Linked DNA regions of Homo sapiens: region 1 is linked to region 2. A link is a contact called in ENCODE Hi-C or POLR2A ChIA-PET data. All regions are on one chromosome and are shown on one strand. Each heading gives the region's core, a stretch centred on a gene start or an enhancer-like site at or near the end of the contact. The rest is flanking DNA. Distances are from core to core; before and after follow the strand shown. Region 1 overlaps KLF3-AS1 (KLF3 antisense RNA 1). Region 2 has its middle 56 kb from the start of LINC02513.

The links. Hi-C counts contacts between places; a loop is a spot of excess contacts on that map. ChIA-PET counts read pairs that join two places held with the same protein, here RNA polymerase II (POLR2A). Pooled maps may share reads with other maps.
Region 1: a loop to region 2 is called in a pooled map, with 2.9 times the contacts of the local background. The contact joins two enhancer-like sites. A Hi-C loop is called at or near these places in 36 of 168 maps with a recorded cell type or tissue (A673, B cell, CD4-positive, alpha-beta memory T cell and 28 more), 15 of 37 single-sample maps with no recorded cell type and 35 of 50 pooled maps. POLR2A ChIA-PET finds 5 or more read pairs at or near these places in 35 of 52 experiments (A549, A673, AG04449 and 27 more).

The regions. Positions count from the first base shown.
Region 1 is chr4:38,652,960-38,655,841 of GRCh38, forward strand. The region is part of intron 1 of KLF3-AS1 (KLF3 antisense RNA 1); the gene reads right to left. Among named protein-coding and RNA genes, the nearest start is that of KLF3, 9.8 kb to the right of the region's middle. Within about 2 kb of position 1,457, at least 4 of the 41 ENCODE cell types and tissues checked have a DNase peak (open chromatin) inside an H3K27ac peak, as active enhancers do; they include CD8-positive, alpha-beta T cell, where a contact is called at or near this core.
Region 2 is chr4:38,309,268-38,311,991 of GRCh38, forward strand. No RefSeq gene overlaps it. Among named protein-coding and RNA genes, the nearest start is that of LINC02513, 56 kb to the right of the region's middle. RefSeq lists enhancers at 1,138-1,267, 1,278-1,437. Within about 2 kb of position 1,309, at least 6 of the 41 ENCODE cell types and tissues checked have a DNase peak (open chromatin) inside an H3K27ac peak, as active enhancers do; they include CD8-positive, alpha-beta T cell, where a contact is called at or near this core.

The DNA.
Region 1 (2,882 bases), core at 207-2,706, 340 kb after region 2:
TTTGAAACAATTTGCCACATAAGAAAATAAACAAACATGGAAAAGGAGACACATTCGTGTGAATCTCAGGGGAAATCTTATTTTTCAGATATTGATGAAATAGCAAAAGAAACAAGATGAGTTTAGAATACCATCATCCATTCCTGCTTCTTTTGAATCCATTTCCCTTATCTTTAGTGCAGAAAAGGAAACTGATTAGATACATTACTGTGTAGCAAAAGTTGTACTCAAATTTTGAAAGTGTTTCCCTCCTTTTTAAAAAACTAAATGTTTCTCTTTTTTAGAAAGTGAATTTTCTCTATTGAGAAGATACCATGACCACTAGGCAGAATTATATATTTAGTTGTGCTAGAGCACTGATGACTTCTTTTATGATGATTTTTTTAAATGTTTAAATATTCCTCATAAACCTGCAAAACTTAAGTGCTAGACTCTATAACGTTTCATAGTTAATAGACCCATTTGCAACAGCAATGAGAAAAATTTAAATTTAAGTCCAGACACGTCACATAAAATTATTGACTGGCTGGGCTGTGCACAGTGGCTCACGCCTGTAATCCCAGCACTTTGGGAGGCCGAGGCAGGCAGATCATGAGGTCAGGAGATTGAGACCATCCTAGCTAACACGGTGAAAACCCATCCCTACTAAAAATACAAAAAATTAGCCAGGCATGATGGCACGCGCCTATAGCCCCAGCTACTAGGGAGGCTGAAGCAGGAGAATCTGTTGAACCCAGGAGGCGGAGGTTGCAGTGAGCCGACATCGCACCACTACACTCAGCCTGGGTGACAGAGCAAGACTCTGTCTCAAAAAACAAACAAAAAAAAACCAACAATTATTGACGGGCTAAAATATTCTGGAAAATCTAATAAACTAAACATATTGATGTGAGCATGAACACAATATATATTGTAGATTTCTTGTTCCTATCACAAGCAAGTAACTTTAAGGGCAAAGCACACCAAAAAAAAAAAGCCTTTTACATAATTCAAAGCTGTCCATACTTTCTTTTATCCTCTTCCATTCTTTTTTATTATTTTTTTTTAATTTTTATTTATTTATTTTTTATTATACTTTAAGTTTCTAGGGTACATGTGCACAACATGCAGGTTTGTTACATATGTATACATGTGCCATGTTGGTGTGCTGCATCCATTAACTCGTCATTTACATTAGGTATATAACAGTATCTTCAAGACAAGGGGAGGAAGGGAAGACACACTGCAATATACATCTGGACATATTTTAAAGATATTCACGATAGAAGAAAGCACAAATTAATGAATAAACAATTGGATAGATGACGTGCCTTGTTTGATGTGAGAACACTTAATAAAAGGTTAAAATTAATGAGCTAAGGGAAGAAAACATGGCTAAAAGGGCTGGTAGCTCTGTAAGGGTGGGGACAGGGCGGGGAACAGAGTCAGGGAGACAAACAGGATGCTGGGAGGTGAGAAATAAGGGTGGGGAGTAGTGGGCAATCTCAAGAGGAACTAACAAGGCCGTTGCTTATAGTTACCCAGAAAACCTACGAACAATAACAGACAAGCAGATGCAGCTCAGAAAGAAACAGCGGAGCAGCTAGAAGCCCCTCCTGCTGAGACAACGCACCAGACACGTTAATGGTGTTTGGGGGCTGCAGGTCATCTCTCACATACTCACATCCACAACTGCTGACACCTCTGTTTCCCGTCGAATCAACAGATCCTGGCAAAAGACCCCCAGAGAGGATGAATGGACCTTGATCCAGGAGTTTTAATATATTCCTATCTCTTCAGAAATAGGAACTTCGGCTCTACTCATTCTAGTTTGCTGGCTTTTCTATTTTTGGTTTTGGTGGGTTTTTTTTGTTTTGTTTTGTTTTTTGTGTTTGTTTTTAGCTTTTCTTCTTTGGAAAGGTTTGTCAAGTAAATACTGTTACGTGTCATTTTGAAGAGGAAATTCCAGTTCCAAGAACCAGCACAGGTCCAACTATCCAAGCAGTCTTTAAAAAGCCAAAGAGTCGGCCGGGTGCAGTGCCTGCAATCCCAGCACTTTGGGAGGCCGAGGCAGGCGGATCACAAGGTCAGGAGTTGGAGACCAGCCTGGTTAACATAGTGAAACCCTGTCTCTACTAAAAACACAAAAACTAGCCGGGTGTGGTGGGACATGCCCATAATCCCAGCTATTCGGGAGGCTGAGGCAGGAGAATCACTTGAAGCTGGGAGGAGGAGGTTGCAGTGAGCTGAGATCATGCCACTGCACTCCAGCCTGGGCGACAGAGCTAGACTTCATCTCAAAAAAAAAAAAAAAAAAAAAAAAAAAACCCACAGTCAATAAAAGACGTTTGCCTTCTCTCACTGCCCTTGATTCCTAGAGCCTCCCTCTTCACCACCTCCTGCCCCGCTAGACTCAGCCCCCTTCAAAATCCCAATCAAAGGACTGCACCTCTGGCTCTGAGGTGCTTTCAAAGGGCCAACTTGCAAAACTGTGCTTCAGATCTGACACTTAATCATACACAACTTGCCCGTTTCTTTCTTTCTTAGCGGTTTTTTTTTTTTTTTTTTTTGAGACAGTCACTCTGTCGCCCAGGCTGGAGTGCAGTGGCACAATCTCGGCTCACTGCAAAGTCGCCTCGCAGGTTCAAGCGATTCTTCTCCCTCAGCCTCCGGAGTAGCTGGGATTATAGACACGTGCCACCACGCCCAGCTAATTTTTGTATTTTTAGTAGAGACAGGGTTTCACCATGTTAGCTAGGCTGGCCTCGAACTCCTGACCTCAAGTGATCCACCACCTCAGCCTCCCAAAATGCTGGGATTACAGGCGTGAGCCACCATGCCTGGCATTTTAGCTATTTTTTAAAACACACTTGTTTCTTATTACAAAAGGAATACATGCTCAT
Region 2 (2,724 bases), core at 59-2,558:
CCATTAAAGGAAATTTGTCCTCATCAACTCTTTAGTTACCCTAAATTTTGCACAGTAAAAGCAGGAAAAATGCTTGGTTATTTTCTATTTACCAGTTTTCAGCGAAATGAGCTATTTCCTAGCTTCTCTAAACGTGTCCGATGAGGGTTTTTTTCCTGAGTAATTTTAAACCTGTAACTTCACAAATATTGATGTGCTTCAGTCTACTGCAGTTATTGATGCTTGAACTGTATTATCTTTACCTGGGTAAACAGAACTTCCTCCATTTAGTTATTGGGTACTTGTAACACTACCCCATCATATTCTAGGCTCAACCTGTTCTATGTAATATTTTTAATGATATCTCTCCATATTATCTTTTGTTCTATTTTTCAACTAGCTGACAAACAGCTAGGAGGCGTGGCTGTTGAGGCTTCCTGGATTCATCTTCCAGCTTTTACATTTTCTGCTACATGACTTGGGCAAGTTATTTAACTTAGCTCTGCAACAATTCCTTCATCTATAAAATGGGAATCATAATAATTGTACTTACCACAAGTTGTTAATAGAAGGATAAACTGAATTAATGTATGTAAAAACACTGAGCACAGTACCTCACACACAGCAAAAACTCAACAAATAGTAGTTATTTTCATTAGGTTTAATAAGACTGCTTTAGTGTGTCCTCTTTCTAAATTTTTCTAAGCATTATTGACACAGTTGTGATTATAATTTACATTTATTTGCTTCCTGACATTTTTTCTTGTAACAACATACACATTATATATGTTCCAACAAACATTTCAGAAACACAAATTCCAAAAATGCTGTAAAACTCTATTATGTGGTAAATACCATAATTTACCTAACCTACAAGCTCTCCCATAAAGACAGCTAATTTCCAACTTTCCCTAGTATTAATACAAATAACGCAGTAGTGACTATCTTTGTGGACAGAGGTTTTTGTTTTTCTTCTACATTTAGCATTATTTCTTTACTACAAATTTCCAAAAGCGAAATGACTAAGTTTTGACCAAATTTATTTCCCCATGGTTTGTAATCGATTCACATTTACGTTTTTAGTGTGGACTGAAAAATGTTTATCCACTGCCAATTATTTTTCATGCTCTTTTATACAATCCGATGACAAAATCAAGCCATTGAAATTGGTCAGCGCTATTGAAAAAATGGTGTAGTATGGTCACAGTCTCCTAGCAGTCTATGTACAGCAATGTCAGCCTAGCTTCGTTGAGTCAAACCAGGGAGATGGAGGGAAATTTTGGCTGCCACAGCCTTGAGTGCGGTGAAAAAAGAAAAAAAAGAAAGAAAAAGAAAACCAGCACTCTGAGTAATCTAGTAATTGGGTTCTGCCCTCTCATGAGCTGACAGGAGACCACAATCACGTGAAACAACCACCAAAGATGGTAACAGCTCAGCAAGAGTGACTTGGGCTTAACAGGTGCAGAGTCCTGGCTTGGAAAGGGAGCTTGGCTTACCAGGGCTCTGCTGCACTCTTGAACCTGGCTGCAGGGGTATGAAAGGGGCTGAAATCTGGCCCAACCCCTGCCAAGCAGTGAAGCTTAGTGTGGATATTACCCTTCCAGAAGGATCCTCCCAGAAAGAGCAGATTTTTGCCACTCATCTACCCAGGAGAGGTGCTACTTTCGAATTCACACAAAGGCTGTGTGTGCCACATAGGTTCCTGACATTCCTTTGAGTGAGAAGCCTTGATCTGACAGGAAGACAGCTAGAGAGTGCTTAACTGTTGCTTCTCCAGAGTCAATTCCTTGTGGAAACTTTCTGTCCCTGCACCTGTGAAATGTGCTTAATGGATTTTGGAGACCTACGGTAAGATGGAAGATGATAGTCCTCAAAGGCCAGGAATCCCAAGGTGTATTACTTGAGCCACTCCTAAACCCAACAAAATTTCCCTTCTAAATTGCTATCCGCTCCCAAATAAGTATCTTAATTTAGCTAATTTTGTAGCCTAATGGTGAAGCTACAGACGCTAAATGAGAAAAGCCTGGATTAGAATTCTGCCTTCACTAAAATAATATCTGTGTGATCTCACATTCCTCCTTATCTGCAGATTCAGGAAATAGAAGCACCTGCTTTCCACTTTTCAGGGTTGTTTTGAGGACTAAATGAGTCACTGTGCATAAAGTATTTGGTGTGTTTTAAGTATTCCATAAAGGTGGGCTCTCACTGTTATTGTGCATTTGAGCCACCTTTGCCTCCTACCCCTTGTTTTGGGTAGGGAGTGGGTTTCTTCCTCTTGTGATGGGAATATTTCCATTTACCTGTGTTATACAGTCTTGGTTCTGGGGTTTGCATGCTGAGTGTAGCAGGAAGGGAGGAGGAAGCACTTACTTCTAAAGGGCACAGAATAGTTGCCACCTTCGTTAGCTATTCCTTTTCTATTTCCTATTCACCCAAGAGGAATTCCATGCATCTCCTCGGGCGTCTAGCACCGCCAGCGAGCAAGAACACACACCTCATTCCCTCCGATTAAAATGAGTAAGGCAAAGGGATGAAATGTTCCTTTCGGCACTCACTCAGGTAAATTGGTTCTCAGTGTTTAAAAGGAGAGAGGGGGAACAAGAATGATGCTCTGTGCCAGAGTTCTGTGTTAAGTGCTTCCAGTCCTCTGGCAAAAGCAGACTGTGCATAGCCCCACCCAGGCTTGAGGAGACTTCTCCCCACAGCATCTGTTTAAAATAAAAATATTGCCGTATGTCAGAGGAA